2 separate regions of the Homo sapiens genome follow, and region 1 is linked to region 2. Evidence: read pairs that join two places in POLR2A ChIA-PET (ENCODE). Cell type or tissue: CD4-positive, alpha-beta T cell. All regions are shown on one strand. Links, peaks and the distances in the headings refer to the core of each region. The heading gives the core; the rest is flanking DNA. Region 1 has its middle 54 kb from the start of MIR5685. Region 2 overlaps ELOVL5 (ELOVL fatty acid elongase 5).

The links. Peaks named below come from ENCODE experiments on the same cell type or tissue, not always from the same donor. Only the 100,000 strongest peaks of a DNase experiment are listed, where the experiment ranks them.
Region 1: POLR2A ChIA-PET joins it to region 2 with 7 read pairs; 2 of 35 experiments call an interaction of 5 or more read pairs at or near these places.

Annotation. Positions count from the first base shown.
Region 1 is chr6:53,220,558-53,225,936 of GRCh38, forward strand. No RefSeq gene overlaps it. Among named protein-coding and RNA genes, the nearest start is that of MIR5685, 54 kb to the right of the region's middle. In CD4-positive, alpha-beta T cell, for the core only: no CTCF peak of the experiment used is centred there; no DNase peak of the experiment used is centred there.
Region 2 is chr6:53,288,204-53,293,582 of GRCh38, forward strand. It overlaps ELOVL5 (ELOVL fatty acid elongase 5), which reads right to left. Exons shown (of 8, transcript NM_021814.5): 3 at 3,573-3,760. Among named protein-coding and RNA genes, the nearest start is that of MIR5685, 14 kb to the left of the region's middle. In CD4-positive, alpha-beta T cell, for the core only: a CTCF peak has its summit at 2,850 (motif pointing right); a DNase peak (open chromatin) is centred at 3,148; H3K27ac peaks cover 3,940 bases.

The sequences.
Region 1 (5,379 bases), core at 329-5,328, 67 kb before region 2:
TGGAAAAAGAAGACCAATGAGCTGTAGAGGGAGAAATTCCACAAGGCATAAAAATATACCAGGCTTATATCATCCAGGGCTGCAGATGAGCCACAGTTGAGGAACCAGGCCATGGAACACAGTGAGGGAATTCATTCTGCTAAATTAAAGCATCCTTCCTCCAGGATTGTCACCATGAGGGCATGGCCTGGCCAGAGTTGAGACTGTCAAATGGCTCTCAAGATAGTTCTGAGGTCTAATATAGAAGAGGCTAATGAAAAAGGAAGTTGCTCATGAATGCTCACCCACTTACTTTAAAGAGGTAAGTCAACAAGAACACTAGGTGGGATGGAGTGGGGGATGGGATAATTGTTGCTGATTAAAAAAAATTTGCAAAATTGTTAAAATAAAGGCTGGAAAATAATCACCTACAATGGATGTATGACTGCTTATTTAGGTATTCCTCTATTGTCAGACACATAGAATGCTTCCAAACCTTGTTGATGCAGCCATTAGCATGGTTATCATGCTGCTACGGCACAGAGAAGCGGATGCCAGGCAGGACCACCTGGACATGCACTCCGATTGCAGAATGTGAAAATCTCCCGCAAATCGAGAAAGATCAGAAAGGGACATTGAAAAATGAAAATATTTTCGTTAGGATTGTGGGCTTATGTGTATTTTGAAAAGTTTAAGTTAAAGTTATTATCTATTTAAATGTTCAGTAAATTTTTTAGGCAACTGTTTTGTTTGTTTGTTTGAGACGAAATGTTGCCCTGTTGCCCAGGCTGGAGTGCAGTGGTGTGATCTCAGCTCACCGCAACCTCTGCCTCCAGGGTTCAAGTGATTCTCCTGCCTCTGCCTCCCTGGTAGCTGGGATTACAGGTACCCAACCCCATGCCCAGCTAATTTTTGTGTTTTTAGTAGAGACGGTATTTGGCCATGTTGACCAGCCTCGTCTTGAACTCCTGACCTCAGGTGATCCGCCTGCCTTGGCCTCCCAAAGTGCTGGGATTACAGGTGTGAGCCACGGCACCCGGCCCCAGGCAACTGTTTTAATAATAGTTTTGGTAATGGCAATAGATGAAGTTGTGAGCCGCTAGGCACATGGCAGCGTTAACTCATACTGGTTGCCTTTGTCCACATCTCCAATCCAAACACTGCGCTTTTCCTGAGCCCAGAGAATGGTGGGTCCTGGGACCCTCCTCCACAGGAGAAAGCAGGCACAGTTACTTTTCTTACTTGAGTCTGCTGAGGACTGAAGATCAGCCACGGAGAAGCCCTGGGGTGAGAATCAGACCAAACTCTAGATGCTTGAGGTGGGAAGGCCTGTTGATCCCTGGGGGAGGAGCTGTGCTTGTCCACTCAATAATTCCTTAGAGGTTGCTCTCCCATGCCAAGGAGTGAGGGAGCTAAGCTCTTTCTACCTGCAAGGCCTACAGCCAGTCAGCTGAGGAGACTGGGGAGAGAGAGGCTTCCTCCTTGTGTTCAGGTGGGCTCTGTCAGCTGGGCAGTGGTTGCACAGCTGAACCATGTGGGGAGATAGTAGTGTTCCTTCCACCACTCATGGTACTGCTGCCTGCTATGGTCTGAACGTTTGTATCCCTCCCTGACAAATTCATATGTTGAAACCTAATCCCCAGTGCAATTGTTTTAAGAAGTGGGACCTTGGGAGGTGATGGAGCCCTCATGAATGGAATTAGTGCCCTTATAAAAGACACCAAAGGGAGCTCATTCACCCCTTCTGCCATGTGAAGACACAGATAGAAAATGCCGTCTATTAAGCAGAGAGTGAGCCCTCACCAAACACTGAATCTGTTGACATCTTGATCTTGGAATTCCCAGCCTCTAGAACTGTAAGAAATAAACTGTTATAAGCCATCTAATTTAGGAGATTTTTTTTTTTTTTTTTTTGAGACAGAGTCTTGCTCTGTCGCCTAGGCTGGAGTGCAATGGTACAATCGCTACAATCACCTCTCACTGCAGCCCCGACCTCCTAGGCTCAAGTGATCCTCCCACCTCAGCTTCCTGACTAGCTGGGTCTATAGGCATGCTTCACCATGTTTGGCTAATTTTTGTATTTTTTGTAGAGATGGAGTTTTTGCCATGTTGTCCAGGCTGGTCTCCAGCTCCTGGGCTCAAGCCATCATCTCGCCTTGGCCTCCCAAAGTGCTGGGATTACAGGTGTGAGTCACCATGTCCTGCCAGGATTTTTGTTACAGTAGCCCAAATGGACTAAGATGCTACCACTGTAAGTTCTCCCCAGGCCTGAGTGAGCCACTGAGGGAAAATAGCAAAGAATACCTAAGGGACCCAATAGCCAGAGAAACGGCAAACAAGCAGAAAGTCGGCAGTCCCCACGAAAGTGGAACTGTTGGAGAAAACAAATGACAACCTGAACCAAAAAATGATAAGAGCATTTACAAGAACTCTAGCAGCCCCCATGTGGGGACAAGACTGACTTTATTTTAACTGCTAATCTGCCTGACTAAGCCTGAGTCCAGGAATGCCTCCAAAATATGTAGTTGATGTATTACTCCTTATGTAGGAACACCTATTCATTGTACATTTCTTCCAAAACAACCTTCATTGCAGAAATCATATGCTGTGACCCCCAAAGTCACCTACATGTTCTTTCCAGGGTACTTATGCTTTTTTCCCATGATATAAGCCCTGGGTCTGAGGCCCTGTGGGGCAGAGCTCTACCTGTTTCTTGGCTGCCCAAGACCACACTTCTCTCTGTAAGTTCCCTTCATAAATCACCCAATGCTGAGAAACTGAATTTGTCTGCCTCATCCTTTGGTTTCTTGGCTCCTTCAACATTGGGGTTCACTTCACATATATGGACCCTTTCATGGAATACCCCCGATCCCCACACAAAAATTTCTGGGAACAAAAATCTTGATTTGTGAGCTAGAAGCATTAGTAAATAAACTAAAAGGGAGGATGATCATTGTTGAGATCTGAAATGGTGGCCTGGAAGTCTAAAAGTGGTAGAAATATATCACAACCCAGAACAAAAATATAAAAAAATAAAAATCATGAAGAAAATGATAAAGGACTCAGATCTAAGAAACTTCCCATGCAAATAATAGGAGTTGCAGAAAAATCAAAAAGAAATATCAAGAAGGGGAAAGAAGACACACTGAGCTCCAGGCAGATTGATCAAAAATAATTTCTGAACTGGAAAAATAAAGAGGAAATCTTATATATTTCTAGGCAGAAAGAAAAAGAAGCAAATGGTTGGATGCGGTGGCTCATGCCTATAATCTTAGCACTTTGGGAGGTCAAGGCGAGTGGATTGCCCGAGCTCAGGAGTTCAAGACCAGCCTGGGCAACACAGTGAAACCCCGTCTCTACTAAAATACAAAAAATTAGGCCGGGCGTGGTGGCTCATGCCTGTAATCCCAGCACTTTGGGAGGCCGAGGCGGGCGGATCACAAAGTCAGGAGATCAAGATCATCCTGGCAAACACGGTGAAACCCTGTCTCTACTAAAAATACAAAAACAAAATTAGCCAGTGTGATGGCAGGTGCCTGTAGTCCCAGCTACTCAGGAGGCTGAGGCAGGAGAATGGCGTGAACCCGTGAGGCAGAGCTTGCAGTGAGCCGAGATCGCGCCACTGCACTCCAGCCTGGGCAACAGAGCAAGATTCTGTCTCAAAAAATAAAATAAAATAAAATTAGCCAGGTGTGGTGGTGTGCGCCTGTAATCCCAGCTACTTGGGAGGCTGACACAGGAGAATCCCTTGAACCCAGGAGGCAGAGGTTGCAGTGAGCAGAGATTGCACCATTGCACTCCAGCCTGGGCAACAGAGCGAGACTCCATCTCAAACAAACAAACCAACAAAAAACAAAAGAAACAAACTAGTATGTGACTGCAATACTGGAAGGAAAAATACATTCATGTAACATCCTCAGACTACTGAGAGAAAGTGACTGCAACTCAAGGATTTAACATTCAACCAAAATATTATTCACCTGCCAGGGTAAAAGAAAGATATTTGCCGACAAACAAGAATTCATAGACTCTCTCACTTGCATATGCCACTAAGAGCTCTTGCCAAACAACAAGGTTACTGGAACAGAGATTTAATATGTGGCAGAAGACTTATTTCACATTGACATGTGGTTAAAAGGATAATGATAGAGTACCTAGGAAAGTATAATTTAAACATTAAATAAAATGTCTTGAAAAACAAAAGATGCAATTCATTAGAGGGAAAACCTGCTAATGGCCAGGAACACAAAGGACTAAACTATCTCTTCAAAACGTAGGAGCTGGCCTGGCATGGTGGCACACTCCTGTAATCCCAGCACTTTGGGAGGCTGAGGCAGGTGGATCACCTGAGGTCAGGAGTCCAAGACCAGCTTGGCCAACACGGCAAAACTCCATCTCTACTAAAAGTACAAACATTAGCCAGGGGTGGTGGTGCATGCCTGTAATCCCAGCTACTCGGGAGGCTGAGATAGGAGAATCGCTTGAACCCAGGAGGTGGAAGTTGCAGTGAGCCAAGATTTCGCCACTGCACTCCAGCCTGGGCGACAGAGCGAGACTCTGTCACACACACACACACAAAACAACAACAACCTAGGAGTTGAGGTATGTTGGATAGATGGGGGAAAGTAAAAGTGATCTAATATTTGCACTAAGTGGGGAACTAAGAGGATTCTGAGGGTCTTTAGGGGAAGAGAATAAACAGTGGGAGAATTAAGCATTTTCCATAAGAGAAAAAGGGTGCTCTCTTGCTCTCTTGTTTCCATATAACATTATACTAAAGAAATATATAACTATAGGGAAAATAAAAGGTAATCAATGGTGGAATAAAAAATTACAATAAAATCTTCAAGTTAGTGAAGGGAGAAAAGAGAATGAAGAGCAACTTGTCAAAACCATAAAAGCAAAGACAAAGAAAAGAGAAAAATTAAATAAATAGTAAATATGATGACAAAAAGAATAAAACTAAAAGGTCAATTTTACTAAAAATGAGGTAAATTAATTTTTCTATTAACAAATTCTAAAATATTATAACAGAAAACAACCCCCATCTCTATATTATTTATGAGAAAGACATTTAAAATGGGGTAAAAAAGTTTTAAAACCAAAGTGATACACTGAAGTAATACAAATAAAACAACAGAAAGATGGACATTATGTTAGTGTATGACTTACAACATATAAAGGTATTACTACATCATAAACCTGTATGTACCAAACAACATGGAGCTAAATTTAAGGAAAGGAAAGGTGATAAAATATAATGATTTTTAAAATTGTTATTGGGAGATTTTATTTTATGGAAGACTTTCATATACATCTTTCAGAATCAGAGAAACTTAATAGTCTAAAAGTAATTAAAGGCTGGGCATGGTGGCGCATGCCTATAATCCCAACACTTTG
Region 2 (5,379 bases), core at 66-5,065:
AATTTTGGGACTGGAGACAAGAGAAAAGACACATGGATAGTGCAAAAAATCAGGCTTCTCTTCAGAGGACAAATGCCCTGAATCTCGGGTGGCTAAAAGGCGCACAAGATTTTTAAGTTTGCTGTAAGGGCATCGTTTTACAAAGCTAAGTAACTAATGCAAACTAAGTTGTTTCTCTTCTATAACCTGGAATTTCATTTCCGAGCTTTCACCATGGACTGTGATATTAGACAACCCCTAATAAGCAAAAGCAAAAAGGATTGCTATAAAGTCCAATACTTTCAAATTAAAACATACCACTAATTCAAATATGCTCCAAATCAGGGATCTATGACCTTTTTCCTGGAAATAAACACTAAAGTTAATGAGATATAGAAGTAATACCTCTTCTCTCCTTTTAATTTTGTTTCTACCAAGTACACAAACTATGAGCAAGTCTATATTCCTTCTACATTTTAAACTCGGTTTCACAGTTTTAAAACTGGGATTTAGTTATTTTCCTTCTAGTAAATTTAAAGTTTCAGTGACTTCCTTTCATTTCCTTCTGATCATCTCCCTTCTTTCAAGACTTCTTCCTATTGGCCAGATGTAGTGGCTCATGTCTGTAATCTCAGCACTTTGGGAGGCAGAGGTGGGTGGATTGCTTGAGCCTAAGAGTTCAAGACTAGCCTGGACAACATGATGAAACCTTGTCTTTACGAAAAATACAAAACTTAGCTAGACGTGGTGGCATGCTCCTGTAGTCCCAGCCACTTGGGAGGTTGAGGCGGGAGATCAGTTGAGCCCAGGAGGCGAGAAGCAGTGAGCACCACTGCACTCCAGCCTGGGCAACAGAGTGAGACTCTGTCTCAAACAAACAAAAAAACCCCGCTTCTTCCTGTCTCCTTTAAGTGACAGTTAATTTTATTTTTATTAATCTAGAACTTGCTAAAGCAGCTGTGAATTTATGCCACAGAATTAAATAAACAAAAATACCAAAGACTACTTATTTAAAAAATTCTTTACAGCCCCAAATATGCAGATAAGCAGGAAGGTAAATAAAAACTAAAATAATGACCATTACAGGTGTGTGACCACAGAAGAATGGCTCTAACTCCTGGGACATTTCTCTAAAATGAGGGGCCCCATGGGGCTTCATGATCTCCTCAGTTCGTTCCATTGTAAAACTCCATGACTGCTCTTCTGTGTCTTAGCATTCAATGGAGTAGAAATGCTAAGTATAAAAAGAAAAATGGCCGGGTGCGGTGGCTCACGCCTGTAATCCCTGCACTTTGGGAGGCCGAGGCGGGTGGATCACCTGAGGTCAGGAGTTCAAGACCAGCCTGGCCAACATGGTGAAACCCTGTCTCTACTAAAAATACAAAAAATTAGACAGGAGTGGTGGCACATGCCTGTAGTTCCAGCTACTAGGGAGGCTGAGGCAAGAGAATCGCTTGAACCTGGGAAGCGGAGGTTGCAGTGAGCCGAGATGGCGCCACTGCACTCCAGCCTGGGCGACAAGAGTGAAACTGTCTCAAAACAAACAAACAGAAAAACGTGTAGCTAAAATGATATTTGAAGTTTGAAAAAGGACACATGACAATGGAATTATTGATGGGTTTTACAATATGTACAGGAGAAAACTCGGACAAAAACCAAATGTGAATACCATCAACTTGGAGCACTAGGGCTTATTTTCAACTTGGGTATATCTGACCTGGATAGCTTTTTGTAAACTTGATTTAATTTAAGGAAACATTGCCTCTTTGTCTATTACCTCTCTATGTACTCTAAACTGTGAGTTAAAAATGTAGTTTCCCTATTCTGTATATTTCTTAAATTTCTGTATTCAGTGCTTAGTCACTGCTCAAAGTCTTCTCTTCTCACCAAGCTATCAGAGGAAAATCTGTACCTTCTATTACAATGTGTTCAGAACCCCCCACATCCACTCAGATGCACACAGCTGTACTTTATACAGTGTTTTTCTTCTCTTTACCAGGGAATCATCTGTTTAAGAGAGGATAAATAATGAAATTATAGCTATATTTCTAGGGCTTAAGAAACATTTAAGGCAAATGCTTAAGTTCTCTAAAAATCACATGAAATATTTTTCTCTATTAATATTGCCATGTATAATAATAAACTCTGTAAGAGTTCTCTTAAAGACATGGCTGTATTATCTATCAATTATGGAAAAGTAAGCAGTTCACTCAGAAACCTGACAGCTTGCTGTGGTTTTGTCCCTTGAACACAGAAATGTGCATAGTGCTGGGGCCAGGAGTCACTCCTGTGCACTTCCCCTGGCTCCAGTCCTGAACTCTCCATCTTGGAGTCTAATTAAACTGACTTCATTCTAGAATAGGACAGAAAAAAAAGCAAAAAAAGGAGTTGTAAGCATTTCTTGGCATGTCAAGCATAAAAGTAATGCTAGGAACATCTACCATTCTATTCAGAATATCTGTACCTTGGCTTATGAAACATACATGGGAGAACAAGACACAGATATCCCACAGCTGCAACACCTCTGATAATCAAATATGCCTGCACACGCCCACACTCCTGCACACCACCACACGTAGACAGGGAGACACCATCATGGCCTGAGGCTGATGGAGAATTCATTTTGACCCCTGAACACTAATTTTAAGATTCATGTTTCTATCTCTCCTCTTCCTCCCACCTCTACCTTCTTCTTTACTACTCCTTGAAGAACTAAAACCAAAATGAAACCCTGAAAACCTATACAGGAGTGCCTGTATAGGTTTTATCCAGGGCTTAATTCTCCAGAAGAGTTAGAAATAGGTTGGTGCTGTAAGAATGAAAAGTGGGTAGGCTTTCCTGGAAAAATGTACACAAACTGCTTACCACCAGAGGGAAGCTTTCCTCCCCCTTTTAGCTTTAAAGGCTATAGTGTTACCCCTTCAAAATAGGGAGAAGAGAAGGGTTGATTCTGATTTTTCTTTCATTTTTAAGCTATAACATTTGCCTTTGAGATCATCAAATGTGATTTTCAACATTGCAGTGATATAAAATAACTGGGCCTGAACTCAGACAGACAATTCAAAACCTAAATGCAGATCTCACCAGTCACACTCCTCTTAGCTTTTAAAAAACAACTGAGATTTGACAAGTTATCCAATCAGAGAGGGTGATGTGCCACAAAACATACCAAACACAAGTGCCACCCACTTCCTTCCTCCCCTACCTTCAAACAAGAAGCAGGCACTTATTAGATGCTTAATAATAAAATGCTTTCACATGTGTTTTTCACATTTTGTTCATTTTCCACTCTGTATTTTGCTTGCATGAGAGTATTTCTGAAAATACTTTAATTTTGAATATCATACGAAACATAATAGAAGAATCAATAACAAAGGCTTCTATTTTAGATATTCTAGAAGGCATACTTGTACAAACAACTCTGACATTTTGAAAAATCGATTTTAAAACACACTCATAACGCATTAAGATACTTGCTTGCCCAGTTGTCTCTACACCCCAAGCGGCCACCTTTCCTCATTTAGGAATACAATTTAGGACAGCAATATGAGTGCATTTATGTGAAAGGAAGACTGTGTTAACCTTTGACTTACCTCACAGAACATATACAGAGACAGCAGTGTGAGTCCAAGGTTATACACCACTAAAATCCCCCGGCAAGAGAATGGCTGTTTATTCCTCATGTATTTTGGTCCCAGCCATACAATTAGTAAATATATGACAGAGCAGATAAATGTGGGTATATAATTGTCCAGAAGAAACCATCCTTTTACTCTAGTATCTGAAAAATTAAAAAAAATTAATGATATATAAAAACATTCACAACTTTTCAAACGTTGAAAAAATTTCTCTAACCATGATGATATAAAAGTCACCTGGTATTCATGTTCTTAATTCCAATAAAGCAATCAGGAGAGGAGGCATGGATTTTCAATACATATCAAACAAGGTGAAGCTCCTTGTTACATGCTCTGAATAACAATGTATTATTCATGATTTTTGCTCAGTAAAATAATAATACAAATATTCTTTCCAAAGAACTTAAGAAGAAAACAAGGAGAAGGCTACACTTCCCATTAATTGGATTTATTAACCAGGTATACCAGATTACACATAGGGTGATAAAACCCAAGAAATGGCAGTCATTGAACTCTGAAGTCCTCCATCTCAGCTGTGTGTCAGTCGGCAAGTGTGGCCAGCACATGCAGACTCAGAAAACGTGCTGCTTAGCCACGTTAGTGAAACTGGCACTAATTAGAAAGGCAGCCTTTGCTATGAGTGTAATGGTCAACAGCAGAGAGGACAATGATTTAAAAACAAAACAAGGGCTGGGTGTGGTGGCTCATGCCTGTAATCCCAGCACTTTGGGATGCCAAGGCGGGTGGATCACCTGAAGTCAGGAGTTCAAGACCAGCCTGGCCAACATGGCAAAACACTATCTCTACTAAAAATATAAAAATTGGCCAGGCATGGTGCTGCACACCTGTAATCCCAGCTACTTGGGAGGCTGAGGTGGGAGAATCGCTTGAAATTGGGAGGAAGAGGCTGCAGTGAGCTGAGATCGTACCACTGCACCCCAGCGTGGGCAACAGAGTGAGACTCCGTCTCAAAAATGAAAATAAAAACAAAACAAAACATGAAGGTGAAGCAGCAATGATCAGATAAATGCCTATTTAAAGGGCAGTATTTAACAAACTGAGGAGTAGTAGCATGAGAGCGAAGACCTAGGCGGATCCAGAGGAGATACTGGTATAGGAAGGGCCTCTCCTGCCCCTATTCCTTTTCTTAGGCAGGGAGGAGGGAGAGGGAAACAGGTCAGCCGCCAGCAGCAAACTGACAACCTCTTCTTGGATGGCGGGAAACTCCTTGGCAGCCAGAGCCCCTAAGTGTTATGTGTCCCCTGAAAGATTCAGCTTCATACTCTGGCTGACCCCAGGAAGCTACCTCTGAAAAGCATGCTCCCCTTTGAACCCTGCTATGATGTTCCCCGAAAACCTGTGGCTCCTCAATCTTAACTACCCGCCAAGGCTCACAACTCCAGAACATGAGGCACATGCAGCATTCACCTACTGCGTCTTCAGAGAAGCAGCAGTTGGGAGGACAGCCTTTGCCATTTCTTTAATTTTTTTATTATTCATTTATTTATTTATTCTGAGACGGAGTCTCACTCTGTCGCCCAGGCTGAAGTGCAGTGGCGTGATCTCAGCTCACTGCAACCTCTGCCTCTAGGGTCCAAGCGATTCTCCTGCCTTAGCCTCCAGAGTAGCTGGGACTATAGACACACACCACCACACCCCGCTAATTTTTGTAATTTTAGTAGAGACCAGGTTTCACCATATTGGTCAGGCTGGTCTGGAACTCCTGACCTCAGGGGACCCACCTGCCTTGGCCTCCCAAAGT